Regions from separate parts of the Homo sapiens genome. Here region 1 is linked to region 2. The links are chromatin loops, found by intact Hi-C in ENCODE. Cell type or tissue: GM12878. All regions are shown on one strand. Links, peaks and the distances in the headings refer to the core of each region. The heading gives the core; the rest is flanking DNA. Region 1 overlaps EMP2 (epithelial membrane protein 2). Region 2 has its middle 16 kb from the start of EMP2.

What was found. Hi-C counts contacts between places; a loop is a spot of excess contacts. Peaks named below come from ENCODE experiments on the same cell type or tissue, not always from the same donor. Only the 100,000 strongest peaks of a DNase experiment are listed, where the experiment ranks them.
Region 1: it touches region 2 in a loop (2.3-fold over the local background); 12 of 110 quality-filtered maps call a loop at or near these places.

What each region holds. Positions count from the first base shown.
Region 1 is chr16:10,529,610-10,544,600 of GRCh38, reverse strand. It overlaps EMP2 (epithelial membrane protein 2), which reads left to right. Exons shown (of 5, transcript NM_001424.6): 3 at 941-1,031; 4 at 6,527-6,673; 5 at 11,509-14,991. The coding sequence ends at 11,696. Among named protein-coding and RNA genes, the nearest start is that of LINC01290, 8.9 kb to the right of the region's middle. RefSeq lists enhancers at 7,587-7,676, 10,635-10,929 and a silencer at 10,635-10,929. In GM12878, for the core only: no CTCF peak of the experiment used is centred there; a DNase peak (open chromatin) is centred at 7,520; H3K27ac peaks cover 277 bases.
Region 2 is chr16:10,588,773-10,603,763 of GRCh38, reverse strand. No RefSeq gene overlaps it. Among named protein-coding and RNA genes, the nearest start is that of EMP2, 16 kb to the right of the region's middle. RefSeq lists enhancers at 3,618-3,707, 6,238-6,532, 8,959-9,475. In GM12878, for the core only: a CTCF peak has its summit at 6,445; DNase peaks (open chromatin) are centred at 2,715, 3,949 and 6,444.

The DNA of each region.
Region 1 (14,991 bases), core at 3,565-11,564, 60 kb after region 2:
TACTTCCAGCAACTCAGCCTCATCTTTTCTCCCATACTCTCTGAGGGCCTGGACCACCTCTTATCCTTTGGGAGAAAGTAGCAGGGCATCACCTGGAGCCGGTTAGAAATGCAGAATCCTGGCCAGGCGTGGTGGCTCACGCCTGTAATCCCAGCACTTTGGGAGGCCAAGGCAGGTGGATCACCTGAGGTCAGAAGTTTGAGACTAGTCTGACCAACATGGCGAAACCCTGTCTCTACTAAAAATACAAAAATGAGCCAGGTGTGCTGGTGCATGCCTCTAAATCCCAGCTACTCGTGAGACTGAGGCAGGAGAATTGCTTGAACCCAGTATGGGAGGGTTGCAGTGAGCCAAGATCATGCATCGCACTCCAGCCTGGGCAACAAGAGTGAAACTCTGTCTCAAAAAAAACAAAAAAAGGAAAAAAAAAAAGAAATGTAGAATCCCGGCTGAGCGCAGTGGCTCATGCTTGTAATCCCAGCACTGTGGGAGGCTGAGGTGGGCGGATCACCTGAGGTCAGGAGTTCAAGACTAGCCTGACAACATAGTAAACACTGACTCTACAAAAAATACAAAAAGTAGGCGTGGTGATGTGCACCTGTAGTCCCAGATACTCAGGAGGCTGAGGTGGGAGGATTGCTCGAGCCCAAGAGATGGAGGCTGCAGTGAGCCAAGACTGTGCCACTGCCCTCCAGCCTGGATGACAGAGCAAGACCCTGTCTCAAAAAAATAAATAAATAGAAAAGAAAGAAATGCAGAATCCCAGTCCCCACCCCAGACCTCCTGAGTCAGTCTGCATTAGAATAAGCTCCTCAGGCAATTCTCACATGTGTTGCAGTTTGAGAATCCTGGAAGCCCACCATGCCTCGTGCCTAATTAGCAGTCAGTGTTTGCATCATGAACGGACGGCCTTTCTCTCTATTTCCATTTTGTGTTACAGGCCTGGTGGGTAGGAGATGAGTTTTTTGCAGATGTCTGGAGAATATGTACCAACAACACGAATTGCACAGTCATCAATGACAGCTTTCAAGGTAAGTGTGAATGAAGGAAGCTGACTGAGAAGCACTGAGGGAGGAAGGAACGGTCAGGAGTGAGGCTTCGGGTTCCCCGACTCCGTACCCTCTCCTCCACTCACTGCATACTCCGGTGGGCCTGGCCGCGTTTGCTCAGTGTGTGCTGGAGCGGAGGACAGCACAAGCTGGAGATGCCAGGGGTGTGGAGAAGCCGGAGGCTGGAGGGAGACCAACTCCAGCTAAGTTGGACCTCATGCCTTCTCTTCTCTGCCTCTTGGCACAGCCGAGTTTCCCGTTCTCATCCTTTCTCCAGCTTCAGCTCTCATCTAGAATTTTCTCTTCCCTTCTTTTTTTATCCAAGCCTTGCCTCTAAATGGGCTCAGAGACCATAATTTACTCTCCAGTCACTTTTCCCTGTCCAGCAGTAAGAAATCCGAGATCTGGCGGGGCTCAGTGGCTCATGCCTGTAATCCCAGCACTTTGGGAAGCAGAGGCGGATGGATCACTTGAGGTCAGGAGTTTGAGACCAGCCTGGTCAATATGGCGAAACCCCATCTCTACTAAAAATACAAAAATTAGCTGGGCGTGGTGGTGCACGCCTGTAATCCCAGCCACTGAGGAGGCTGAAGCAAGAGAATTGCTTGAATCCAGGAGGCGGAGGTTGCGGTGAGCCGAGATCACGCCACTGCGCTCCACCCTGGGTGACAGAGTGAGACCCTGTCTCAAAAACAAACAAAAATCCAAGATCTGGCTTCCGTTCCTAGACAAGCTGTGTAGCCTTGCATTGGGCATGTCAATTTCAACATCCTCAGCTGTAGAACAGAAGTAATAATGATGCCTTTGCTGTGCCCACCTCTTCAATGAGCTAAAATACATGAAAAGGCTTTAAAATACAGAAAATCCCATTCAAAAACATGCTAACCACTGTTTTTCATTATGAAGTGAATGGTTCTGTTTTTCCTCATAGAACTGATGAAATAGATACTTTGGGATCCCAGTTGCCTGATAAAATACAGTATACCCGGTTAAATTAGAGATTTCAGATAAACAATAAGTACTGTTTTTTAGTATGACTATGGCCCAAATATTAATATAACATGGGACATACTTATGCTAAAAAATATTTGGTTTTGTTGGTGGGGGGGGAGGGTTTAGTTTTTTGGTTTTTGTTTGTTTGTTTGTTTGTTTTTGAGACAGGGTCTCACTCTGTCACCCAGGCTGGAGTGCAGTGGTGCAGTCACGACTCACTGCAGCCTTGACCTCCCGGGCTCAAGTGATCCTCCCATCTCAGCCTCTCAAGTAGCTGGGACTACAGGCACTCACCACCATGCCCAGCTAATTTTCGTAATTTTTGTAGAGATGGAGTTTCACCATGTTGCCCAGGCTGGTCTCGAACTCCTGGGCTCCAGAGATCTGCCCACCTCAGCCTAAAGGAGGAGGAGGAGCCACCATGCCTCTCCTAAAATTTATTTGTTGTCCATCGGATATTCATGTACTGGGCATCCTGTCTTTGTGTTTGTTTTGGTTTGTTTGCCAAATCTGACAATCCTATTAGGGAGCAAAGGAGCCTACTCCCTGGGTCCCAGATTCTCACCACACTCAGTAACAATATCCATATTCATCATAAAAGCAGCAAAAATACCAGTAGAAGGCACCATTTACTTAAAGTTTACTGTGAGGCATGGGTCTAAGTCCTTTACATAGGTGATCTCATAGCCCCATCAGGCAGGGACCATAGGCCCCATTTTAAGATGGGGAAACTGAGGCAGAGAGCAGTTAAGTTACCCAAGGCCGCATAGCCAGGAGCGAATGATGGCGGCAGGATTCCAGTCTAGGTGTGACCAGCTCTAAAGCCAGTACCCTTAACCACGGAACACCATCGGTGCTCCCTTCCATCTCGTCTGTTATTCTGTCATGCTAACCTCTGGCCCTGGGAACAGCCCTCCTTCCCTGAGCTCTGCAAGCCCCAGCTGTCGCCAGTGTGCAAGGCCAGCTGGGAGGGCTTGCTGTGCTCTGTGGCTGTTTTTCTGAATCCTCCACATGGGATTATTCACTTATTTTTCTTTAAAACAGGGGTTGGCGAACCGCTGGCCAAATTCAGTCCAAGGCCTGTTTTTGTTTGGCCGGGGAGCTAAGAACAGTTTTTACATTTTTAAAAGTTGTTTACACACACACACACACCCCTAAAAACAAAACAAAAAGAACATTCAACAAGAGACCATATGGTTCACAAAACCTAAAATATTCACTGTCTGTCCCTCTACTGAAAAAGTTTGCCAACTTTTTTTACTTTAAAAAGTTTACTTTTAAAATAGCCCACTTTTCTGTACATAAATCTACTGTATTTAGTGGAGACAGGGTCTTGCTGTGTTGCCCAGGCTGGTTTTTCACGCCTGGCTTCAAGTGATCCTCCCACCTTGGCCTCCCAAAGTGCTGGGGTTTTTAGGCATGAGCCTCTGCACTCACCCATAAATCTATTTTCTTTTTTTTTTTTCCGTTTGAATCAGGGTCTCGCTTTGTCACTCTGGCTGGAGTGCAGTGGTGCAATCACAGCTCACTGTAACCTCTGCCCCCCAGGTTCGAGTGATCCTCCCACCTCAGCCTCCCCAGTAGCTGGGATTATGGGTGTGTGCCACCACACCTGGCTAATTTTTGTATTTTCTGTAGAGACAGGGTTTTACCATGTTGCCCATGCTGGTCTTGAACTCCTGAGCTCAAGCGATTCTCCCACTTCACCCACTGTGGCCTCCCAAACCATAAGTCTATGTTAAAGAGAATGTCACATCCCTCCCATGAGTGTTATCACTCGTATAAACTAGTATCACTTGCCATAAAAGAAGGGAAGCTTTCTGAAAATACTAGATGGAAAGCCCAATGATGTTATCAAAGTCTGGGCAGACACACTTCCCTCCTGAAGCCTCTAAGCCTGTTTCTGGTCCTTTTCATGTTAAAAAACAAACAACCCCAAACACCCAGATATTAGTGGGTGTTTTTAAAGCACAAAAGCAGCTGGTGGAGAACTCCTCCTTGAGGTCCTTAGAGAAATCTATTTATTTATTTGTTTATTTATTTATTTATTTTTGAGACAGAGTCTCGCTCTGTCACCCAGGCTGGAGTGCAGTGGCGCAATCTCTGCTCGCTGCAGTCCCCGCCTTCTGGGTTCAAGCCATCCTCCTGCCTCAAACTCCCAAGTAGCTGGGATTACAGGTGTGTGCCACCACACCCAGCTAATTTTTGTATTTTTAGTAGAGACAGGGTTTTGCCATATTGGCCAGGCTGGTCTCAAACTCCTGACCTCAGGTGATCCACCTGCCTCTGCCTCCCATAGTGCTGGGATTACAGGCGTGAGTCACCATGCCCAGCCCTTAGAGGAATTTAAACTGAGCAAAGTGAGCATCCCTCTCATTCCGTGAATTTGTGTAGTTTCCCGTCCTCACTGGGTTCCACATACACCCATCTCAGGGGCTGCCTGGCAGGCACATCCTGCACCCCCTCCCAGCTTTGAGAAACCCTGTTCTAGGAACATCTATTCATCCTTTCCCCCAAAGCCATGTTTTCCCCATTTGCCCCATCATGGGTCACTTGTTGCTGAAAATACAGATTCCTGGTGCCCACTCCAGGACAATGGTAGCAGAATCTCCAGGGGGAGAGGCCTAAGAATCTGTATTTTTAATAAGCAATCCCAGGTGATCCCTGGGATTGGGCAGATTTGGGAAGTACTGCTGTAAGCCAGAGGGTCACCACTTGGGCTCCATATTGGAATTCCCTCGGTGGCTTTACGAAGCCCTCGTGCCCGCTCTCAATGCCCGACGTTCTGATTTATTTCATCTCAGTAGAGCCTGCTGGGTTTTCTTTTTCTTTTTCTTTTTTTAATGGAGTTATAATTTACAAACAAGGAAACGCAGGCTTCTTAAGGGCTCAGTTTGGTGGGTTTTGACAATTGTATAAACACCCACGTAACCACCATCCAAAAGAAGACAGAGAACATTGCCAACTCTCCAGAAAGTTCCTCGGGCCCCCTTCCACACAGTTGCTACCGCTTTCTGCCCCGAGGGCAACCACTTCTGACTTCTGTCACTATAACTCACTTCCACCTGTTCCTGGGCCTCATGGGAATGGGGTCATGTGGTGTGTGTCATAGTGGGGGAGCCGGTCTGACTCCTTTCGCTCCCCATAAGGAATTGGGGGAAAGGCTAGATGCTCTCCAAGCAACCGTAATCTGTAGCCAGAATGGATTAAATCCACAGCTCTAGACGTTTCATTAAGTACTTACCAATTATGTTCACTCCAGTGAGTTTTCAGGCAAAACTGCAAAATTGAAGGAAAAAAAAGACAGAAAGAAAAAGAAAAGGAAGGTGTGTCCTTAGATTTTCTGTGCAGCGTGGACGCTGTCCCCTCACGTTATCTTTTGGCCTCATCCTGGTGGTAACATTCAGCATTCAGCTCTTACACAGGACTCCCACCTTGCCTGCACCCTCCAAACCCCCTTATGTAGATGAGTTTACTCTACCTTCCTAGCCCGATGAGGAAGGAGCTATTAGTATCCCCATTTTAGAGTTCAAGACCACCGTGAGCAACATAGCGAGACTCCATCCCTACAAAAATTTTTTAAAAATTAGCCAGACATGCCTGTAGTCCCAGCTACACAGGAGGCTGAGGCAGGAGGATCACTTGGGCCCAAGAGTTCAAGGCTGCAGTGAGCTACGGTTGTGCCACTACACTCCAGCCTGGTTGTCAGAGTGAGACCCTGTCTCAAAAAATATATCTATATCCCCATTTTACAGGTGAGGAAACTGAGGCCCACGAAGGTAACCCATGTGCAGGATGCCTTCCCTATGGCCACATAGCTTTCTACACATTAGCCTCACTGTGACCTGCCCCCATGTGACACCCTCCACCCTAGGCCTCCCTTCTCCACTGAAACTTCTCTGTACTGAGCCCCAAACCTTCATACCCCAGTCTCTGTTAAGGCTGACCTGAAAAGAAAGGAGCTTTCCTCCTCTTTGTAAGTAGTGACCGTGAAGATCAGCCTCCGATACCTACAGGCTAGTGTGGAGTCCACAGAGCACCTCACAAGGTCACAGTCCCATGAGCCCTGAGTCCATGGGAATCCCTCTCTAAAATGGAGACCCCCAAGGCCCCATCCTGATTTCTTGAGTCACAATCTACCACGTTGGAACCTGAGGTTTGTCCTTCAAAAGATTCCCCTGTCCATGAGCCAAGCATGTGGGGTCTGTGACCCAGACCAGGAAGAATGCAGAGCAGGTGGTTCTTGCCTCGTCTTCCAGATAAGGGGTCGAGGATTGTCCAGTCAAATGGACACTGGAGGTGAGGGGCAGGGGGTCTGGAAGACGCCTTGGCTGCCCTTGTGCTCAGACCATGTAGACGACCGCCTGAACCCCTTCCTGTTTGCCTCCTGTCACACCTACTCTGGAGCTGCTGCGGTCGCTGTGTACCCCACAGTGCCGGCTGGCCAAGGTCCTCAGTCCTGCGCCCCTGCCCTTTTCCCGCAGAGTACTCCACGCTGCAGGCGGTCCAGGCCACCATGATCCTCTCCACCATTCTCTGCTGCATCGCCTTCTTCATCTTCGTGCTCCAGCTCTTCCGCCTGAAGCAGGGAGAGAGGTTTGTCCTAACCTCCATCATCCAGCTAATGTCATGTAAGTACATCAACGGGCTTCCCTAACAAGGGGCTTTCTGGAATAAGCACTCCCTTCCCAGCCGCCAGGAGGGAAGCCAGGAGGAGGGAGAATTTGGAAAGGAGAAATTGGCAGCCGCGCGGTGCTGTGTGCCGGTGTGTGTTTGCGTGTGTGTGTGTGTGTGTGTGGGCGCATGCATGCTGTACCACAGTGGGACGTTTATATTTGGGAGTTTGGATTGAGTTGGGAGTCCAGGGAAGGCATCCTGGAGACATGAAGCCAGAGGATCTGGAGGGTGAGTAGGAGTCGCTGTCGACAGTGTTGTGTCTCAATAGAGAGAGGAGGGAACAGTGTCCTGGGTAGAGGGAACAGCATGACGGAAGCCCTGTGACAGGAGGGACGGAGAGCTGCCCAGTGGGGCTGGAGTGCAGTGGGAAGTGAACCAGCAGGGCAGGCAGGGCCACGCCCCATGGAGTCTTGCAGGCCATAGAAAGGATTTGGGGTCTTTGTTCTAAGCTGATGGGAAGCCATCAACAGGTTTCAAGCTGGTGGGTGACAGAGGTGCCCACGTTGCACCAGGCCTGTGCTGGCTGCAGGGGCTCAAGAGATGAACAAGGCACAGCCTCAGTCCTGGAGGAACTTGGAGGAAGCAGAGGTCTCAGAGCATTTTTTTCTACTTAGGAATTTTAGCAAGGCTTAAGTCAGATCAGAAGTCAGAAGCCACACCATGATCATTTGTTGTTTCTCAGTGACGATTTAAAGCTTTCTGATGACAAAATACAGAAGTCCCTTCTAGGGTGCTTTCCAATCAGGAGTTGACGAGTGGCTTGATGAAGGCAAGAAATCTGGGTGTGGGAGCCAACTTAGGCTGCTTGGCCCTAACCACTCTAACTACCACCTCCTTCCAGCCCTCCACCTCCCGGGCCAGGGTCAAGTCCAAACCTGCCATGCCCTCAGGATGACCCTGAGATGTGTCATCAGTGCAGTGCAGTGACAACTTGTTCTAGTTTGCCTGGGACCATCCTCTGGTTTAAAACTGAAAGTCCCGGTCAGGTGCAGGAGCACTTTGGGAGGCCCATGCAGGAGGACTGCTTGAGCCCAGGAGTTCAAGACCAGCCTGGGCAACATAGTGAGACCTCCTCTATACAAAAAGAAAAAAAATTAGCCAAGCATGGCAGAGCACACCTGTAGTCCCAGCTACTTGGGAGGCTGGAGTGGAAGATCATTTGAGCCTGAGAGGTAAAGGCTGCAGTGAGCTGTGGGGTGCTGTACCACTTGTATTAGTCCATTCTCAAGCTGCTAATAAAGACATACCCGAGACTGGGTAATTTGTAAAGGAAAGAGGCTTAATGGACTTACAGTTCCACATGGCTGGGGAGGCCTCACAGTCATGGCGGAAGACAAAGGAAGAACAAAAGGGCTTACATGGCAGCGGGAAAGAGAGCGTGTGCAGGGGAACTCCCATTTATAAAACCATCATATCTTGTGAGACTTACTCACTACCACAAGAACAGTATGGGGGAACCGCCCCCATGATTCAATGATCTCCACCTAGCCCCGTCCTTGACATGTGGGGATTATTACAATTCAAGGTGAGATTGGGGTGGGGACACAGCCAAACCATAGCACCACTGTACTCCAGCCCGAGGGATACAGTGAGACTCTTCCTTGAAAAAATAATAAGATAAATAGAGTAGAATAAAATACAATATAAAATAAAAACACTGAAAGTCCCGCATCCTAGGAAACCCCAGTCCAGGGCAAAGTGGGGTGGTTGGTCACACTCAGCGTCCCCTCCCCTTGGGGCACTTTTACTGGACAGCCAGGTACCACCCCTTCTAGGTACAGGTGGAGAATGAGAGTGTTTTCAAGTGCAAAAGACTCCGGAGGGTCACTTGATCTTGAGAACCCCCCAAGTCCACCACAGTCCTTCCGGGGACCTTTCTAAAGTGCAGACTCCCAAGGCCCCAGCCTGCCCTCTTGAATCAGCATCTGCTGGGTTAGAGCCTGGGGATTTGTACTCCTGTCCCTGAGCCAAGCGTTGGAGAGCAACAAGCCAGAACAAATGAGGCCTAAAGGGAGAATGCGTTCTTCCCAAGGACCCTGGGCGAGGTAGTCAGGAGGTGTCTGATCCCCCTCCTTTACTGTCTCTGTATCTGCCAGTTAGAGGCGTGGACCCCCCACCCTCACCGACCCCATTAAAGGCAATTGAATCCTGTCATTTAACTTGGGGTGGGGGGACTTGGGTGGTTACTCTGTTGCCCGGGCTGAAGTACAGTGGCGTGATCATGGCTCACTGCAGCCTCGGCCTCCAGGGCTCAAGCAATGCTCCCACCTCAGCCTCCCAAGGAACTGGGACTACAGACATGTGCCATTATGCCTGGCTAATTTTTGTAGAGATGGGGTTTCACTATGTTGTGCAGGCTGGTCTCGCAATCTGCCAGCGTCAGCCTCTCAAAGTGTTGGGATTCCGAGCATGAGCCACCGCACCCAGCTTCTGAAGTTTATTTTCTGTTATTGTCTATGTTTGTCTGTTGATCTGTAAGCCTGCTTAGTCAAAATTGATTACCCTAATATATGTATTTAGGAATTTTATATATATAAATTTTCACATATATGAAAATTCCCCCGTATTTTAATATGAAAGTCACGTCTTCCCATTTTCCTTGCATAGCATCCCATTCTCCCCAACTCCTGTGGCCATTTTCTGGTCCAAAGACCTGGCCCTCCCTGTTCTGCTTCAAACTGCAGAGTGTTTAATGCTGTATCAGGCAGGGATCTTTAGACGCAAGCAGCAGATACTCTAACTCATGTGAGAGATGGGATTCTGGGGGTAGCCTGCAAGAATCAAAGGAAAAGCTGAAAAACCAGGTCTTGGAAAGAAGATCCAGGCACCAGCAACTGATAGGCAGCGGCTCCAGGGAGGTGCTGTCAGAATCAAGGAACCCTGACAGGGTCACTGTTTAGACTCAGGTTTCCAGGAGTGAGAGTCTGATTGGCGGAGATTGTCTACGCGCTTGGCCCCTGGCCAGAGAATGTCTGAGCATCTTGAAGGATAGTCCCACCAAAACTGCCTGGCCAGGAGAGAGATAGGTCCCCCAAGGAAAACCACAGAACCTAAGCTCATCTTAGCTCTAATGTCTGTAAATATTGGGACAGCAAGTATTTCTTTTTTTATTTTTTGAGATAGGGTTTCGCTCTGTCGCCCAAGCTGGAGTGCAGGGGTGCGACCTTGGCTCGCTGCAACCTCCGCCTTCCGGGTTCAGGCGATTCTCCTGCCGCAGCCTCCCAAGTAGCTGGGACTACAGGTGTGCACCATCACACCCAGCTAATTTTTGTGTTTTTAGTAGAGGTGAGGTTTTGCTATGTTGGCCAGGCTGGTCTCGAGCTCCTGGGTGCAAGTGATCTGCCCGCTTCAACCTCCCAAAGTGGTGGGATTACAGGCATGATCCAACGCACCCAGCCAAGGACCACAAGTACTAAAATTAGGGTGCTTTTGGCCTTATGTGAGAGAAAATCGAATTAACTGTGATTTCAGCCACAAAGATAGTTACTATTTTTACATAACAAGTACTCTGGAGGTAGAAAAGTTTCTAGAGCTGATTTAGCAGCGTCTGCGTCAAGCACTTCCGCTCATTCCATCCTTCTATTCTGTCATCTTTAGTGTTGGTGTTGACCTCTTCGTGGCTCCAAAAAGTTTGCTGCAACTCCAGATATTTCATCCTGCCCCGACAATATTTAAAGCAGTCAGCAAGAGAAAGGAGAGCAATTTAAAAAAGCTTTCTCCTCCCTCATCGCTCTCTTTTCAGGCAGTCATATTTTTCTTTTTTTTTTTGAGAGGAAGTTTTTGCTGTTGTGCGGGCTGGAGTGCAGTGGTGCGATCTCGGCTCACTGCAACCTCTGCCTCGTGAGTTAAAGCGATTCTCCTGCCTCAGCCTCCCTAGTAGCTGGGATTACAGGCACCTACCACCACACCCGGCTAATTTTTTGTATTTTTAGTAGGGACGGGGTTTCACCATGTTGGCCAGGCTGGTCTGGAACTACTGACCTCAGGTGACCCACCTACCTTGGCCTCACAAAGTGCTGGGATTACAGGCATGAGTCACCGTGTCCGGCCCAGGGAGTCATATTTTTCACTGAAGGTTTTCTGTGGTCAGAACTGGGATACATACTGACCCATCAGCTATAACAAGTAAACAGGAACCAGATTGCCAAGAAGAAGGTTGGCAAACTATGGCCCATAGGTCAAATCTGGCCTGCCACATGTTTTTGTAAATAAAATCTTATTGTAACACTGCCACTATTATTCATTTTTGTATTGTCTATAGGTGGTGTCATGCTACTGTGGCAGACTTGTGTGACCATGGCCCACAGAAAACCTAAACTGCTTACTGTCTGGCCCTTTACAGGGTACGTCTGTGGACCTCTGGCTTAGACCAATTATGTTCACCCTCTGGGTTGGTGATGTGGCTGCCCAAACAAAACTGGGTTTAGTTAGCAAGAATGGGAAGCAAAATAGCTACAGGGTAGGTGACAATATCCTTCCACAAAATATCAGTTGTAATTTTTCCAATAGACTAAAATAAATACCTATTAATAATAAGAGCTTAAGGCTGCACGCGGTGGCTCACGTCTGTAATCCCAGCACTTTGGGAGGCCGAGGCAGGAGGATTGCTTGAGCTCAGGAGTTCAAGACCAGCCTGGGTGACATGGCAAAATCTTGTCTCTACAACAAAATAATAATAAACAAAGAATAAAAGCTGAAGTTTGTCTTCAACTCTGGCCGTATGCCCCTGGGCTACCCAGGGTGCACTGTGGTCCATGATTTATTGAAAATTCACCTTTCTTCCTGACAGGTCTGTGTGTCATGATTGCGGCCTCCATTTATACAGACAGGCGTGAAGACATTCACGACAAAAACGCGAAATTCTATCCCGTGACCAGAGAAGGCAGCTACGGCTACTCCTACATCCTGGCGTGGGTGGCCTTCGCCTGCACCTTCATCAGCGGCATGATGTACCTGATACTGAGGAAGCGCAAATAGAGTTCCGGAGCTGGGTTGCTTCTGCTGCAGTACAGAATCCACATTCAGATAACCATTTTGTATATAATCATTATTTTTTGAGGTTTTTCTAGCAAACGTATTGTTTCCTTTAAAAGCCAAAAAAAAAAAAAAAAAAAAAAAAAAAAGAAAAAAGAAAAAAAAAATCCAAAAGAGAGAAGAGTTTTTGCATTCTTGAGATCAGAGAATAGACTATGAAGGCTGGTATTCAGAACTGCTGCCCACTCAAAAGTCTCAACAAGACACAAGCAAAAATCCAGCAATGCTCAAATCCAAAAGCACTCGGCAGGACATTTCTTAACCATGGGGCTGTGATGGGAGGAGAGGAGAGGCTGGGAAAGCCGGGTCTCTGGGGACGTGCTTCCTATGGGTTTCAGCTGGCCCAAGCCCCTCCCGAATCTCTCTGCTAGTGGTGGGTGGAAGAGGGTGAGGTGGGGTATAGGAGAAGAATGACAGCTTCCTGAGAGGTTTCACCCAAGTTCCAAGTGAGAAGCAGGTGTAGTCCCTGGCATTCTGTCTGTATCCAAACCAGAGCCCAGCCATCCCTCCGGTATCGGGGTGGGTCAGAAAAAGTCTCACCTCAATTTGCCGACAGTGTCACCTGCTTGCCTTAGGAATGGTCATCCTTAACCTGCGTGCCAGATTTAGACTCGTCTTTAGGCAAAACCTACAGCGCCCCCCCCCTCACCCCAGACCTACAGAATCAGAGTCTTCAAGGGATGGGGCCAGGGAATCTGCATTTCTAACGCGCTCCCTGGGCAACGCTTCAGATGCGTTGAAGTTGGGGACCACGGTGCCTGGGCCAGGTCAGCAGAGCTGCCTCGTAAATGCTGGGGTATCGTCATGTGGAGATGGGGAGGTGAATGCAACCCCCACAGCAGGCCAAAACCTTGGCCTCCATCGCCACAGCTGTCTACATCTAGGGCCCCAAAACTCCATTCCTGAGCCATGTGAACTCATAGACACCTTCAGGGTGTGGGGTACAGCCTCCTTCCCATCTTATCCCAGAAGGCCTCTCCCTTCTTGTCCAGCCCTTCATGCTACACCTGGCTGGCCTCTCACCCCTATTTCTAGAGCCTCAGAGGACCCATCCACCATTCATTCATTCATTCATTCATTCATTCATTCATTCATTCATCAACATAAATCATAACTTGCATGCATGTGCCAGGCACAGGGGATACCCTCTAGAGACAATCTCCTCCTAGGGCTCATGGCCTAGTGGAGGAGACAGATTAAAACTTAATTAGAAAAACTGGCTGGGTACAGTGGCTCATGCTTGTAATCCCAGCACTTTGGGAGGCTGAGGCGGGTGGATCACCTGAGGTCAGGAGTTCAAGACCAGCCTGGCCAAAATGGTAAAACCTGTCTCTACTAAAAATACAAAAATGAGCTGGGCGTGGTGGTGCATGCCTGTAATCCCAGCTATCAGGTGGCTGAGGCAGGAGAATCACTTGAAATGGGAGGTGGAGGTTGCAGTGAGCCGAGACCGTGCCACTGCACTCCAGCCTGGGTGACAGAGTGAGACTCCATCTCAAAAAAAGAAAAAAAAGAAAAGAAACTAATTACACACTGTGATGGAGGCTGCAAAGAACACCACTAAGAATTCAAAATCAGCTGGGTGCGGTGGCTCACACCTGTAATCCCAGCACTTTGGGAGGCTGAGGCAGGTGGATCACAAGGTCAGGAGTTCAAGACCAGCCTGGCCAACATGGTGAAACCCCGTCTCTACCGAAAATACAACAAAATTAGCCCGGTGTGGTGGCAGGTGCCTGTAATCCCAGCTACTTAGGAGGCTGAGGCAGGAGAATCGCTTGAAACTGGGAGGCGGAGGTCGCAGTGAGCCGAGATTCACCACTGCACTCCAGCCCAGGCGACAGTCTGAGACTCCGTCTCAAAAATAAAACGATTCAAAATCGAGGCCTGTGGCATGGTAGGGAGGCTGCTTTACGCGTGCCTATTATTAAATGCTCCTGGAGGCATTTAGGTATTTAGATCAGTCTAAATATAGCTCCATTCAGTTCGTGCAGATGACAGTTATTGGGCAGTACCTGTCTGTGTAACACCCAGAAAACATGTCTGTGGAGGGGCCCATGGTCCCGACAGTAAATGCGGTGAGAGGGTCCCATAGAGCTGGAGTTTTCAAGCTTTAGGGGTTCCCGTGCTGCTTGGGACAGGCTGATTCAGAGGGTCTGGGTGAATGATTTCCAGGTGATTTTAAGACTGTGCTGAGAAATAGGGCTTTTGGGGCCTTGTCCTTCAGGATCAAAGCATGATGCTGTGTGGCAATGCAGACCACCCAGGAACCATCCCAGGAGATAAGCTCTTTGCACCTCATTGTCTTTTTCTGCTTATGTTGGAGCAGGATGCTGGGGGCTGTCCTGGGATGGGGTGTGGGACCTCGTGCTATTTAAATACTTTTGCACTTGACCTTCTGCTGAGTGGAGTGGTGGTTTGCCATCAGCTCAGTTCCAGTGGAGCTGAAGAGACATCTGGTTTGAGTAGTTTTAGGGCCACCATGGATATCTCTTCAATGCAGGATTGGCTCTTTCCATCTGCTCTTTCATTCATTTGTTTTTGACAGATAGTATTAAATGTTTACCATGTTCCAGGCACTGTGTGAGGCTCTGAAAATACAGGGGTGAGCAAATCCAGATATCCTCCCTGCCATCATGAAGTTTGGAGTCTATGAGATAGGACCCCCTCCCTATGGAGAAGCCACCAATGCAGTACAGGGTGACCTGGGGCCAGAGACAGGACAAATGTCACCTCCTGCCTCCATGAGATACTCTCACTAGTCATATTGTGGGCAAGAATGTGGCTTACACCCCTAGGGTTAACAGGATGCTACCCAAGCTCATGGAGGAAGTTGAATCTTAAGTTCCCTTGAAACTTTCTACCTTGGTGGCTTTTCTATAATTTTCTTTTTTCTTTTTCTTTTTTTTTTTTTTTTTTGAGACTGAGTTTTGCTCTTGTTGCCCAGGCTGGAGTGCAGTGGCACCATCTTGGCTCACCGCAACCTCTGCCTCCTGGGTTCAAGTGATTCTCCTGCCTCAGCCTCCCGAGTAGCTGGGATTACAGGCATGTCCCACCATGCCCAGCTAATTTTTGTATTTTTAGTAGAGATGGGGTTTCTCCATGTTGGTCAGGCTGGTTTCGAACTCCCAACCTCAGGTGATCCGCCCACCTCAGCCTTCCAAAGTGCTGGGATTACAGGCATGAGCCACTGCGTCTGGCCTTCTATAATTTTCTGGTAGTCACGATGGAAACAAACAAA
Region 2 (14,991 bases), core at 2,315-10,314:
GGTCACTCTCAGGATGCCTGGGAGGCCAGACATGCCCCAGAGTGGCTGTGTGGGGGCATGTCTCCGTATACAGAAAGTTGGGATACTAAGGGAAGATGTCAGTTCTGGGGTTGCAAGGCAGTGGATTCTAAGATCCGCCCGGTCAAGCTCACCATGGCTGCCCCAGGGAAGTGGCCAAGAATATAAGAGCCACATGCAAGATCTGGCTGTGTCACTAACTAGCAGGGACCTAGAAATCCCAGGTCTACTCCAGTGAGGTATTTCTGGGACTGGGGATGTGTCCCTGTGTTAGGAGCCTCAATGCTTCTCGGTCTCCACTGAACTTCCCAAGGGGAAAGGGGCTGCTCCCAGCTGCAGAGCCCCGGCTGCCATAGCATCTCCTGTAGCAAACAGGTCTTGTTTCAGATCCTGCACTCAGAGAATGGAGCTCTTTGACATATGGGTCAGATGTCCTGGTTTTATTTCGGGGAGGTGAGTGACTGACCCTGGGACCTCGTGCAACCCTGGGGTTCTCGTGCTTCTTAAAGGAGAGGGAAGGCTCAGAAAAGCAACTTGCCTGCAAGTGAGGCTGTGTTCTGGGACACAGGCAGAGGACACCGTCCCCAAACCATAAAGCGGGGCACCCCAGATACAAGGAAGATATTCAAAGAGCTGGGCTGGCTTCCTCTTGACTTCCCACCAAGCCTGTAGGAGGGTTTGATCTTCACAACACCATCACGAGGCAGATATTATTATTGTCCCTATGACTTTGTTAAGGGTCTTGGTTGCAAATAACAGAATTTTAGCTAATTTAAGCAGCAAAGGCTTTTTAAGAGTAGGCAGCTCTTTGCATTCAGGGTGAGGAGACAGAAAACTGGGTCTGGGTGGTAGGTAGCGAGAGAGAACACCCAACCACTCTACGGGGGATGCTTTAGCAAATGTGCAACTGCTTCTTCAGACACAAGAGTTTAGCCATTGATGTCCCCAAAGATCCAGTTATTCCTGCCACCATGTTCACCAAAGAAAAGATAGTGCTTGAGCTAGTGATCTCTCTCTCCATGGAAGTCCTGTATGATTGTACCCGATTGATGATCAAACGGGTTGGAGAATTGAATTCTGACTTCTACATTAATGAGTACAGACTCACACTATGGGCAAATGTAGAAATCTCCAGTTACAGAAAGGGGATTCCAAGATGATAGGCAGCCAGAAATTGAAGAAATGCCCCCAACATGCCACTCTACCGTGAGAAAACAGTCACAGAGAGGTTGAGTAACTTGCCCAGGCAACATAGCTAGAAATGGTGGAGGGGAGATTTGAATCCAAGCCATCTAGTTACAGAGCTGAGATCTATGAGTCGGAGAGGGTTTGGACAGGTGGAGGTGGGAGGTGGAGGGACTCTGATCAAAGGCATAGGAGGAGGGGCAGCTCCTTGCAGAAGGAGCCACTGCTCCCCATATCCTGCCAAATAAAAGGGCAAGGAGGGAGGGGCTGGAAGGCGTGGGTAGAGGTATGAGGCCCTGTGGAACTCCTGCTGGCTGCCACCCATCTGCTTATGCAATTCCAGGACCCAGAGTGACAATGTGCCTGGATTGGGGTTTGTAACATAGGGGACCTGAAGGGAGCTGGGGGGCCCAGGTGTGGCCTGCTCCCATCTCTCAGCCTTGTGTCCCCCGCCAGCCCCCAGAAGGCCTGTGGGAACTGGATGTTCTCCCAGTCATATTGACATTGACGGTAAACAGAGACATTCCAAACCTGCAGGAATTGGAACAATGCAGCCAGGGCCTGAAGGCTACTGAGGTGACCCTGGGGAAGGCCAATGGGCTGGGGCTCCCTCCAGGCCAGCTGAGGAGGACCCTGCATGTGCTTAGCAAATACTCTAAGTGCCTACTGTGTGCAACACGGGGGTGAGGCATTCCTGGGACCCCACCCAGATATCGAGGGGGCTGGGTCAGCCCACTCTTGATGGAGTGGAGTTTCGATGTCACTCTCCTCTCGGCTCCTTGAGGGCCAGGGAGGGGCAGGGTGGGGCAATCTGAGATGCCAGCTCCCTGAATGCTGGGCTGGGATGGTATCACCACCCCACCCCTGTCAACAGCCTGACGTCTGGCAGATGGAAGCCAGCTGTCCCCAGGCTGGGTGCAGAGAGTTGCAAGGTCCTCTGACACTGCCTTCATGTCATGAGCACGCATTCCTCCTGGACTGGAATCTGCACTAGAAGGTACGAGGCAAACATCTCGAGAGGAGTTTAATGACTCCGGGCCAAAGTGGCATGGTGATGACAAGTACGGAGTGGGGCAAAACTGCTCCCTCCCCCAAAGAAGTTTCCCCTGAACTGTGAGAAGGACCAGGAGGCATGGACGGAGCTGGAGGAGTTCCCCACTCCTACCTGCCTGTCTCCTGTGGTTTGAGGACAGAGGAGATTCCTTTTCCTACTTCCCAGCCCTGACTCTTTACTGCTGGGGGACACAGGCTTGCGCGTCAGGTCCCCGCCTCACCAGCTGCCCTTCATCCCTCCAACGCCCAGCCTCTGGGCGGGTGTCAGGGCCCTTGTAGCTGCCAACACCCACCCACCCATCCTGGGCCTTGGCATATCCAGATCTGTACAGCTCAAAGTGTGGCCTGCAAGCCGTTCACAAACAGTTATCTGTTCCCCAAGAGCTGAGTGCAGTTCCCAGAGTAAGGGTTTGGAAACCTACATAGCAATTAGCCATTGCTGCGACATGTAGGCACAGGGGGATTTTTATAGTAAATTGTGAAAGTATTGGTGTGTGATGAATCAGCAACTGAAAACAGATGCACAGACTGGTCCTTCACCACAAATCATTTGAAAAACACTGAGCTAAGGGACCTGCGGGAAGAGAGCAGGGAGTTTCTCCTGGCAGCTGTCGGGATCACCCTGCCTCACCTCCTTCCCTCCATGTCTCTGAGCTCAGACCCTCCAGGAACTTCCAGGGGACCTGCCAGGGCTTCTCTGAAAGGCACGGAGTGCGCACAGCCTGGCTGAAGTCTGGAGGACCCAGGAATCCTTCAGCGGATCCCAGGATCCTGGGGTGGGATGCATAAGGCAGCTGGCTCAGGGTCAACTCTTTGCCCCGGGCCCCTCCCCTCCCTCTCAACCCAACCCTCTCCCTGCTGCCCCCTCACTAGTCCCACAGATCTGGCTGGTGCACTGCGTTAGGCTCCAGATGGACAAGGTCCCTGTCTTTCTGGGTTTGGGTTCTTGTGGCTATGGGTTGGGGGTGAGTGCAGACAATGAACACATGAGTAAATGAAGCAGATGATTTCAGGTGGCGCTGTGGGGAAATACAACAGGATGATGCAAAAAGGGATCAAGGAAGGTGGGCTTGGTGGGGTGCAGTATATCACGTGTGGACTGGGGTCAGGGAAAGTCTCTGGGACTTTTGAATAAAGGAAGGGAGTGAGTGGGCAAAGCTGTCTTTTTAAGAGCCTCAGAAGGTGGGTCACGCCTTTGTTGGGGAGACTGGGTGCAGTAACCTTGCTGCATTTGCCTGTACTTACCTGGCCACAGGAGGGGACCATGGGCCACCCACCAGAAAGGGTGGCGGGGTTTTTTTTGTTTGTTTGTTTTGAGATGGAGTCTCATTCTGTCGCCCAGGCTGGAGTGCAGTGGTGCAATCTCAGCTCACTGCAGTTCAACCCCCTGGGCTCAAGCAATCCTCCCATCCTCAGCCTCCTGAAAGGCTAGAGCTATAAGTGTGTGCCAACATGCCCTACTAATTCTTGTACTTTTTTGTAGAGATGGGGCTTTGCCATGTTGCCCAGGCTGCTCTCGAATTCCAGGACTCAAGCGATCTGCCCAACTCGGGATTCCAGGCATGAACCACTGCACCTGGCCATACTCTGCTTCTATAAGGTTTATGTGCTTAGATTAGGCCCACATGGATAAGTTCCTTTTGAGGAACTGAAACTCAACCAATAAATCCCTTTTGCTAAGTAAGGTAATAAAGGTAATATAGTCACAGGAGCGACAGCTCGGTATATTCTCAGGTCCACCCATCCTCAAAGGGAGAATTACAGAAGGGTGAGGTTCACGAGGGCTGATGGTTACGATCACAGCAGGCAGTAGGCCCCTAGACCTCCTGCATTAGGGCTGTGCTAGCCTGGGGGGTCTAGAGTGTTGGGTTTGAACTCCACTAGCTGCTGTGTGACCCTGGACAAGTTGCCACCTTCCTCTGGGCCTCAGTTTCCCTATCTGTACACCTACGAGACTGGACTCACAGAGCTTCCCCACCTTGCCTGCCCTTGGGAATCACCTGTGAGAGCTCTTCAAAAATATAGTGCCCAGACCCCATCCTCAGGGATCCTAGCTTAATTGGCCTGGGGTGCAGCTCAGATGTGAGTTCATAATAACATCTACCCAGGTGATTTGCGACAATCCGTCAAGGCGGGGAACTGCAGGATTGGAATTGGAAAGGCTTTAAAGCAGTGGCTGTCAACCTTGGCTGCATGTTAGGATTCCCCGGGGAAATCTTTTTTTTTTTTTTTTTTAAAGACCAGTGCCAGGGCCCCACCCCAGTACCTGACTGAATTGGTCAGAGGTGGGGTGTTGGCAGCAGCATCTTTTAAAAGTTCCCCAGGTGTTACCAGGGTGCAGCCAGGTGATTATAATTCCCAACTTCCAACCCTCTTCCTCATCATGGGGTGAGATGGGGACAAGAAAATGCCAGAATGAAGGAGGAAGTAGAGACAGGGAGAGTAAAGTGTCATGGGTCAGCCCCAAAGACCCCTCTGTGGAACTGTCATCTTCCTCTGGATCCCCCCAAGGCATTGAGAGGAGCTCGCTCTTGGACAGGACTTTAAACCCATCAACACCTCTGTGCTCTGCTCTTTGAAACGAGGGCTTATTATGCCCCCACTTCCCAGGACTGAGGATTAAAAGTGATCATGCCCCTTCACTTGAGGTGAGGAGTTCGAGACCAGCCTGGCCAACATGGTGAAACCCCGTCTCTATTAAAAATACAAAAATTAGCCAGGGGTGGTGGCAAGTGCCTGTAATCCCAGCTACTCAGGAGGCCGAGACAGGAGAATCGCTTGAACCTGGGAGGCGGCGGTTGCAGTGATCCGAGATGGCACCACTGCACTCCAGCCTGGGTGACAAGAGCAAAACTCCATCTCAAAAAAAAAAAAAAAGTGATTATGCCCCTGAATGCTTAGCGCATTGCCCCAAGAATGGCATTACAAGAAAACTCTTGGAAGCTCCTTGGGGCAAGGCAGAGGGTGCCAAACGGAATCTGATCTCCACAGCCCCGGGAAAGGCCACCGAACGTCTCAGCCACTGAAATCTCAGCTCCAGCGCTCCCAGCTCAGCCCTGGAAACCAGGCTCCAGCCCTATTTTAAGCGTGGCCACTGCTCATTCTGCACCATTTCCTTCCAAACAAACGGCTTCCCTTTGGGGAGGTTATCGGTGTGCAGCCCAGGGTGGGCAGGGCCGGATTTCTGCCCTGGGCACTCCCCGGAGGTTGGAAAGAGGCCAGAGCCAGGGCCCTAGCAGGGCTGCTGGAACAAGACTGATTCCTGGCTGGGTGCAGTGGTTCACGCCTGTAATCCCAGCACCTTGGGAGGCTTAGGCAGGTGGATCACTTGAGGTCAGGAGTTCAAGACCTGCCTGGCCAATGTGGTGAAACCCTGTCTCTACTAAAAACATAAAAATTAGCCTAGTGTGGTGACGGGTGCCCGTAATCCCAGGTACTCAGGAGGCTGAGGCAGGAGAATCGCTTGAGCCCAGGAGGCGAAGGTTGCAGTGAGCTGAGATTGCACCACTGCACTCCAGCCTGGGCGACAGAGCAAGACTCCGTCTCATAAAAAAAAAAAAAGGATTGATCCTGGAGCAGGTTCCAGGCAGGGACACACCTCCAGTTCTCTGCCCAGGGCACCCCAGGTTGTATGGAGTTATCCTCTTTCATTCGTGGAGTGATGAAGCCTCACAAGCAGGGACCACCTGCAGGTTGTGAGCAGTGCTCTTTGATGAGGTGCCCCAGGTGCCTGGCTAAGTGCTCTGTAGGGACCCAAGGATATGTCTCACCATTTCTCAACAGCCTCATGACTGGTCTCTCCTTTTCTAATCTTGTCCCCTCCAATCCATTTCTCCCACAGTAGCCAGAAAACATGAATTGGCTCATTCACTCCACTGCTTCAGCTGTTCACAGGCTTCCACCATCCTTAGGATCAAATTCAAATTCCTACCATGGTCAAGGAGAGCTGCTTAATGTGGCCCCTGCCTGCCTCTCTGGTTTCTCCTTATCTCTCATTCCCCCAACTCATTCCAGCCATAGCAACTTCCTCCTTTCCATCACACGCACGTGACTCTTCCCTACCCCAGGGACTTTGCACCTGCTGTTTATGTCCTCTACAAGAAGTTTTTGTTCCATGGCTGGTTACTCTTCTAGTCTAACTGTCACCCTTCAGAGAGATCTTCCCAGATCACTGCCTCAACAGCGCCCTCACCACTCTCTCTCTGTCACCCTGTTTCATTTCTTCCTAGCACTTGTCATACTGAAAGTGTCTTGTTTTCTTGCTTATTGACTGATTGATTTTTCCCCCCATGGTCTATCTCTACCCCTAGAGAGGGTGGGGACCTTGTCTGGCCTGTTCACTGTGAGTGCCTGGGCCTGGCAAATGCCCAAAAGGTGTTAGTTGAATGAAGGAACAAAAGAAATTCACAAAGAGTTTCAAAGCATGAAGTGTGTGCAAGTCATTGTAGGGGCTTACAAATTACACATCACCACTCTGAAGGTAATATACCCGAAGGGTTATTCTAAGTGCTTTGCGTATTCGAACTCAACCTTTCCGCAGTCCTAGGAGGTAGGGAGTAGTAGTAGTAGTAGTCCCATTTTACAGATGAGAAAATGAAGGCACGGAGAGGTTAAATGACTGTGTAATGTCACACAGTCAGTCAAACCCAGGCATAGCCAGCTCCATAAGCTGTAGTATGTCTATGGGGAAACATGACGTGTGATGCAAACTTCTTAGCTGGGTTGCACAAGGAAAAGAAAAACCATCTCCTTACATTGTGGCCACACCCACATGGGTGAAATGAAGCTGCTGAAGGTGGGAGCGGGGGACAAGGAATTCCTTCAGGAATCCTAAAAGAAGCAGCAGAATTCCATGGTGGGTAAATCAGAAGCACAAAGTTCTAGGACCCATGGCTTCTCACCACGCCAGACTGTTTCCCCATCTCCAAAGTGCAACAGTGACACGATGGTCCTGGGCATTTCTCTCAGTTTTATGATTCTATTAAGTGACAAATGGGTGCCACCCAGTATCCCAGAAACTCCTGGGGTGGGTAGGAAATGGTGGCGAGTGGGGCTCAGACAGCAGAGAAAGGCATCAAAATCTAGGTCGGAAGTGGGAGTCAGGTGGAAAGGAGCGCACAGCTGTGGCTTCTGTTTGCCCAGTGCCCAGTCCTCCTTTCTCTGCTAGCTGCATGCATTCCCTTTTGGGAACTACCCTTTGGCCATGCTGTACAGATCTGGGGGATGGGGGTGTCTAATAAGGGGTTCTGGCTTCCCCATGGCCATGGGGGTGGACATATAACCCAAGCTAAGCCGATCAGATCCTCTCTCCAAATAGGAGTCCCAGCCCCAGGGAACCAGGGGTGGGGGAGGAAGGTGGTACCCACTTCTAGGCTCCTCCCAAGTCATGCAAGATCTTGTATCTCCTGTGGCTGGGGAGGCTCTTGCTGCACGCAGAATCCTCAGAGGGCTCCCCACAGGCTCCCGCCCCAGCCTTTCCCTCTGACCTCATTCCTGCCACTTTCCCCATCGTGCGCCATGTTTCAGCAACACGGTCACTGATTATGCCTCAGACAGGGCAAGCTCCTAGTCACCCCAGGGCACTTGGACTTGCTGCTTCCTCGCTCAGAACATTCAGCGGCAGACCTTCCTTCTCACGGTGGTTCTTTCTGGTTGTTTCAGCCTTTATCCGCGGTGTCCTCAGGCCCTGCCCTGCCCCTGTGGTCAGTGTCTACCACGTCCTCCAGCTATATTTTCCTCAGGGCACATATCGTGAGCTGAGGTTGCTTGGCTGCCTTATATGTTGATTTGCTTTTGTCGGCCTCCCGTTTGGTGTAAGCCCCTTCTCTGAGTGTTGCGCCTCCTCCTACCTTCCTGGGCCAGGCAGAGCCCCTGGAACTTGGCCAGCGTTTCAAAAAAATGATATTTGAGGCTGAGCACTGTGGCTTATGCCTGTAATCTCAGCACTTTGGGAGGCCGAGGCAGGTGGATCACTTGAGACCAGGAGTTTGAGACCAGCGTGGCCAACATGGTGAAACCCCATCTCTACTAAAAATACAAAAATTAGCCGGGCATGGTGGTGGCAGGCTCCTGTAGTCTCAGCTACTCAGGAGGCTGAGGCAGGAGAATCACTTGAACCTGGGAGGCAAAGGTTGTAGTGAGCCGAGATGGCACCATTGCACTCCAGCCTGGGCAACAGAGTGAGACTCTGTCTCAAAAAAATAAAAATACAAAATTTTAAAATACAAAATTTAAAAATATTTGAATAAAAGAATAAATTAATTAAGGGGGCAGTGGAGTGTGTGTAATGCCAAGTAATCCTCTATAGAATACTTCAGAGAGTTACAATGAGGGAATTCTTTGTCCTGTTTTCAAATGGGAAAACTGAGGCCAGGCAAGAGACAAGGAAGTCATATCAGAACGCCAACCTGGCCTTCCATCCCCTTGGGAAGAACTTCTCCAACCTCCCTCCATACAGGAATACTTGGGCTTCAGAATCACTTCCCACAAAGGGGAGCCCGGCACCCAGGGCCAGGGAATCCCCAGCAGTGATCTTCCCTGAGCTTCCAGGAAACGATCTGTTTCTCTTCTTTGTGAGACACACAAAGCGTTCTCATGGAGGAGGGGCATGTGCACGGAGGAGCCCTTGAACACCTGGACCTGGGGCACCTGGGAGGTGGGAGGATGGGAGGAACCCAGCAGCCGAGGACAGGTGGCAGACAAGCTGGGTCATGCTGTGCGCCCGTCCAAACGGATCCGCCTGGCATGTGGGTGGTGTGGCCCAACTGGTTGGGTGAGTGTAGGGTGTGGGCTGGTGAGGGTGCCAGCCAGTGAACTGTGACACTCCTGCCCTGCAGATGGGGAGGCACCTGGTCTCCCTTCCTCAGAACAGCCCCAGTCTGCACTGACTCTGGGTTTGAGACCATCAACTGAAAGGACCCAGAGGTTCCCTGGCATCCTTCCAGGAACGAGGATGTGCTGGGCACAAGGTCACTTGAGTCAGGCTTCCTGAGAGCATCTCACCTCCTGGTGGAGGGAAAGGAGGAAGTATTCCGGGGCTGGAAATGAAATGGAGATTGGGTCAAGATAAATGCATGAAGAGGCCACTAAGGAGAGAAAGCTTGAGGGGGACACAAGACAGTTGAGTGTGGTCATTAAGAATTTGGAGATCCTTGGATATTCCAATTATCCTGATTTGATTATATGAATGTATCAAATTATTACATGTACCCTAAAAATATGTATATCTAATATATCACTAAAAATAAATACATGAACTTAAATGAAAAAAATAATTTTGGCCATGCATGGTGGCTCAAGCCTGTATTCCCAGCACTTTGGGAGGCCAAGGTGGGAGGATCACTTGAGCCCAGGAGTTCAAGACCAGTCTGGGCAACATAGTGAGACCCTGTCTCTAAAAATAGTAGCAATAATAATATTTTTTTTTAAAAGAATTTGGAGGCCGGGCACGGTGGCTCATGCCTGTAATCCCAGAACTTTGGGAGGCCAAGGCAGGCGGATCACCTGAGGTCAGGAGTTCGAGAACAGCCTCACCAACATGGCAAAACCCCGTCTCTACTAAAAATACAAAAAAAAAAAAAAATATTAGCTGGGTGTGGTGGCACATGCCTGTAATCTCAGCTACTCAGGAGGCCGAGACAGGGAAATCACTTGAACCCAGGAGGTGGAGGTTGCAGTGAGTTGAGATCACGCCATTGCATTCCAGCCTGGACAATAAGAGCGAAACTATGTTTCAAAAAAAAAATTTGGAGTTCCGCAGAGCTTTGAGTCTTGGCTCTTGCCACCTACTTAGTTAACCTGTCTGAGCCTCTGCTCCCTCATCTGTAAAACAGGGGTCACAGCACCTACTTTCTAGTGTGGTGAGGATTAGATGAAGCCAGGGCACGTAAAAAGTGTTCGGCACTTAGGTGTTCAATAAGGTGGGAGTAAGGAAGAGAAGCTTAGATGGGCGATACTGAGGACAGTCTGGTGTCTGTCATCACTTGCTATGTCTCCTTTCTCTATCCCCTAAGTTTTACTTTCCCTTCCTAGAAAATGCTGGGATGGGCCCCACCTCTCTGGACTCTTTCCACTCCATATTCTGTTCTGTCACTTCGCAAAGCTGGTTGCTCGTGCTCTAGCTAAGGTGCTAACAGTTGATGTGTAGCTAATGGGATAATGACTGACAATGGATTCACGGGGCTTCCCATCTAAGAATTTTACCCAGTGACACCTCGAGAAGCCAAAGGAACATTCTCTGCAGAGTCTGGCACAGAGAAGGGGATACGAGAGGGTGATTTGGGTTGAAGGGCGCTTCCTTGGCCCTCCTATGTCTGCTAAGTGTCCTCAGACCCAGCCCCAGTTTATTAAATGGATAGGCACTGGATACAACTGCAAAGAGGAAAGACAGGAATTAAAGCCCTTAGAACGTTTCTGGGGGGATCCCTTAACATCCCTTTTGGGGGATGCAAAAGGGCAGGATCGATAGATGTGCCATGAAAGGTCTGGGGGCTGCACGTGGGGAAGAGGCCCCAAGATTCACTCTCTACTTCTCTGTGTTATTGTCCTTGATTTCCTAGATTTATGCTGGAACAGAGTTCTGAATTTGGTCATCCCAATACCACCTTCACAGTTACTGCCTTTTCAGTACCTCCTACCTATATTATTATTTCAGAGTTTGTTCAATTGCAGCCTGTGGGCCAAATATGATCCCAAGTCTGCCTTTGTAAATAAAGTTTTATTGGAACACAGCCAGGCCCACCCATTTATAGTTGAGATGAATGGCCTGCAAAGTTAAAAATATTTGCTATCTGGCCCTTTACAGAAAAAGTTTCGTGACCTTTGATTTTACTTCATTTAAAAAAAATCAACTTATGTTTTTGACTTAAATTTATTTCAAAATGAATTTTTTTTTACCACTACCATAAACAGAAAATCACAATCTCAAGCCTGAATGGAAGGAAATTAGAAAAACAGAGCCAAAGCAAAACAATGATTTTCAATTCTACCTGGAGGCTGTTGCCTAACCAAACTTCTGAGTTGAGGCCTGTGTGCTCTTTCTTTAGGAGAGATATTATTCTTTCATTCATTCCACAGGTATTTGTTGAGCACCTGCTATGTGCCATGGCCCCCTTAACCCCCCCTCCTTTAGGTCTGATTTATACATTCTGTTCCCCACAATATTTCATCTGAACAAAAAGATAAAAGATTCTGATTCTTAAAAGGTTGAGACCAGGTATGGTGGCTCACATCTGTAATCCCAGCACTTTGGGAGGCCAAGATGGGAGGATCACTTGGGCCCAGGAATTTGAGACCAGTCTGGGCAACAAAGTGAGACCCCATCTCTTTAAAAAAAAAAATGGTTGAAACCAACCAAATTAGGGGAAAATCCACTGGACCAGGAGCTTGGTTTTCTTGTTGTTTTCTTGACCAACATCTTGTGTTGTCTCCTGACCTGCCATGTGCCCTTGAGCAAGTCAAGTCCTCTCTGAGCTTGTTCCTTCCACATCAGATTTTCCAACTCCCCTGGACATACAGTCGCCTAGTGCTCCACCCCTTACTTCTAAAAATGATAATTCTCAGTCCCTTCCCCTGGAGATTCTGATTCAGTGGGTTTGGATGATGGACCCAGTGATGTAAATTTTTAACAAACACTCCCCTCCCGCCCAATCCACCCCCGCCCGGGGGATCACCTCCATTGTATTAGGTTGGGAAAAAGTCTTTGTGGTTCCCTCCGTCATTTCTCCAGCTTCCCAGTATTTTTTCAGCTCTGAGCACCCCGTCCCACCTGATGCCTCCTCTCTCTGGTTAGGGGAGTCTGGAGTGCTGCCACGGGAGGGGGTGACCATGTGGAGACTTATGCTGTAGGCTCCTGTCATGCCATAGGAACTGGCTGGTTGGAGAGGTGATTAGTACCCTTGGGAGGGGGAACATTTAGAAACCATTTCAGGAAAAACAGAACAAAACATCTCCTTCCCTAATCTTTAGCCAAAGGCTGATTTGCCAGTTTTCTGGCCACAAAACCTCGGATCCACCCTAGAAGAAGGAGGCCCTAGAATAACAGTTTCCAAGCACTAGGACTGGTGTCTAACAGGCTTTTACAATCCTGGAGCAAGGAATGAGCCCGGGCATCCTCAGCCTCCATGCTTCAGCACCAGGCTGAATAGGGCTGGGTTGAAGAGGATCCCATGGGCGCGGATGGACGGGATGAACTTATAACCGTGTATGGTCAGCGCTAGCTGCTTCTCCAGGAATCTTACAATCTGAGCTCTGACATTTGAGGTTCTAATTCACTTGCATGATCCAGGACAAGACCTGGGCATCCATTCTAGAATCTTCCAACTCCTTCAAGGACCACCCACTTTCCATGCTTAAAAGACACGTCTTCAGAGAGGCCTTCCCTGGCCCTGGCTGTCCTTGGTCTTTCCCCTCCTTTTAACTCTGTGTCTATTCTGTCTGCCACAAATCCCTCTCCAAGTCACAAATCCCTCTCCAAGTCTGCTGTTTGTCTTACGACCTTTTTTTTTTGAGATGGAGTTTCACTCTTGTTGCCCAGGCTAGAGTGCAGTGGCATGATCTTGTCTCACTGCAACCTCCACCTCCCGGGTTCAAGCGATTCTCCTGCCTCAGCCTCCCGAGTAGTTGGGATTGCAGGCATGCGCCACCACGCCTGGCTAATTTTGTACTTTTAGTAGAGATGGGGTTTCTCCATGTTGGTCAGGCTGGTCTTGAACTCCCGACCTCATATGAGCTGCCCGCCTCGGCCTCCCAAAGTGCTGGGATTACAGGCATGAGCCACCGCATCCGGCCACAACTTTTTTCATACTTTATCACTTGGATCTTTTTTTCCTTCTTGAATTTCAGCTGCTACAACTTGTAATGGAATGTTTGTTTGCTTGGGTATTTATTAATATCTCATAGCCCCCTCACTAGTCTGTTCCCTTCACTGAGTCAGGGACTATGTCATTTTCATTTGTCACTGTGCCCCAGCACTGGGACAGAGTCTGGCCCTTGGGAAGCCCTCAAAAAATAGTTGTGGGATGAAGGAATAAGTACAGCAGCACTTCTCAAACTTTAACACGCAGGTGACTCACCTAGAGATTTTGTGAAAATATAGATTCTGAGCCACCAAGGCTGGGTGGGACCTCAGAGTCTGCATTTTTCACAAGTTCCCAGGGACGCTGATGCTGCTGGTCCATGGACCACACTTTAAGTAGCAATGTCCTAGATAAAGTCTGTCCTCATCAGTCAGCCACCCCACCATCTATGTCTCCCTCCCATTGCTCAATGCCTGGGGAGAGGTTTCAAGCTTTTCAGAAGCAAGGAAAGGGCTACTGAAACCTAAGAAAGGATTAATAAAGAAGTAGGAGAAATTGCAAGGAGCACAGAATCAAAAATGCTCTGGAAGCTTAGGTGAGGACAGCACACACACTAGATTTTCAAAAGCATCACATCCCTACACTATCCACTTTGTCTGGTCCTGGAGGCTGAGCAAACATGGTCCCACCTTGTCTGCCCAGAATCACTCCCAGGAGGGAGAGTGGCTGTTCCGGGGCTGGAAATGTTAACCCTTATCTTACCAGCTCATCGTCATTCTCAATGCCAAGTTGACCATGCATATTCCAGCAGTTTACACACTTAGGCTGGTTATTCTGGTGCTGTTTGTGCCATGGTGCCTTGGTGGCAAAATCCGACACCTACCCTAGCCAAGGATTCACACAAAGCCCTCTCTAGTAACAGAGAGATGCAACTGAAGGTCAAGGTAGTTCAATTGAGCCAGTGATGCTCTCCTATGGGCCACCTCTGTGGGAATATAAGGCAGCTCTCCATCAGCCAAGAATACCTTTCTCAATAGGATGTCAGCTCACCATCGTGCCTAGGGTGTCGGGGGCTCCAGCGTTAAATCTGATACTCACTTACTATGACTGCATTTGCTGAAAGGATTAAAGCGGTGTTTCTTGAAATGTGGTCCATTCATCACCTATGTCAGAATCACTTTGCAGGGGAGGGAGGCTTGTTAAATACGCAGATCCCTGGGCTTTCACCCCAGATCTACTGTACCAGCACCTTAAGAAGTGGGGTCTAGAAATTTACATAGTTACTATGTTCCTCGGTGACTCATAGGTGCATTCATCTTTCAAATCTCTGGGCTCATGTATTTGCTTCCTCCTCCATCTGTGTAGTTTGTATTCCTTTTGTGTCAGCTCTATTGTGTCTGTGTCTTTGATGGTAAGCTGCCCTAAGCTTCCCTTTGGAAGCCAGACGGGTAAATACATGAAGCTTCATTTGTGACCAGGCATCCTCGGGAACCGCCCCTGCCCCCTGCTCTCTGGCCAACTACTCCATCATCAAAGTGCAGCTCACATAGAAGCTGCCCAGTGAATTATTCCTTATTACCTGAGTTAGACCATCCTATCCCCAGAGTTCAGTGTGTCCCCAGCACTTTAAGAAACATCTGCACCATCAGACACTCCAAGGCACCGAGCCAAACCCTTCACATATGGCCCCCAGAGAATTGTCCATTTCATCCGACCCCCAGACTCTTCAGTCCTATAAATAACATGATTTTCTCTAGACATCTCCCCAAAAGAACCTCGGAATCCCCTTTGGATTATTCTTCTCCTAGACCCAGCATCATTCTGCAGTATGAATGAAATCTTGAATTTCAAGTTACTATCATTTCTCATCTTGTTATTTCTCCACCTGAGTCCACACTTTCCCTCCCCAAATTTCTTCACAGAGCAGTCAATCAGATCA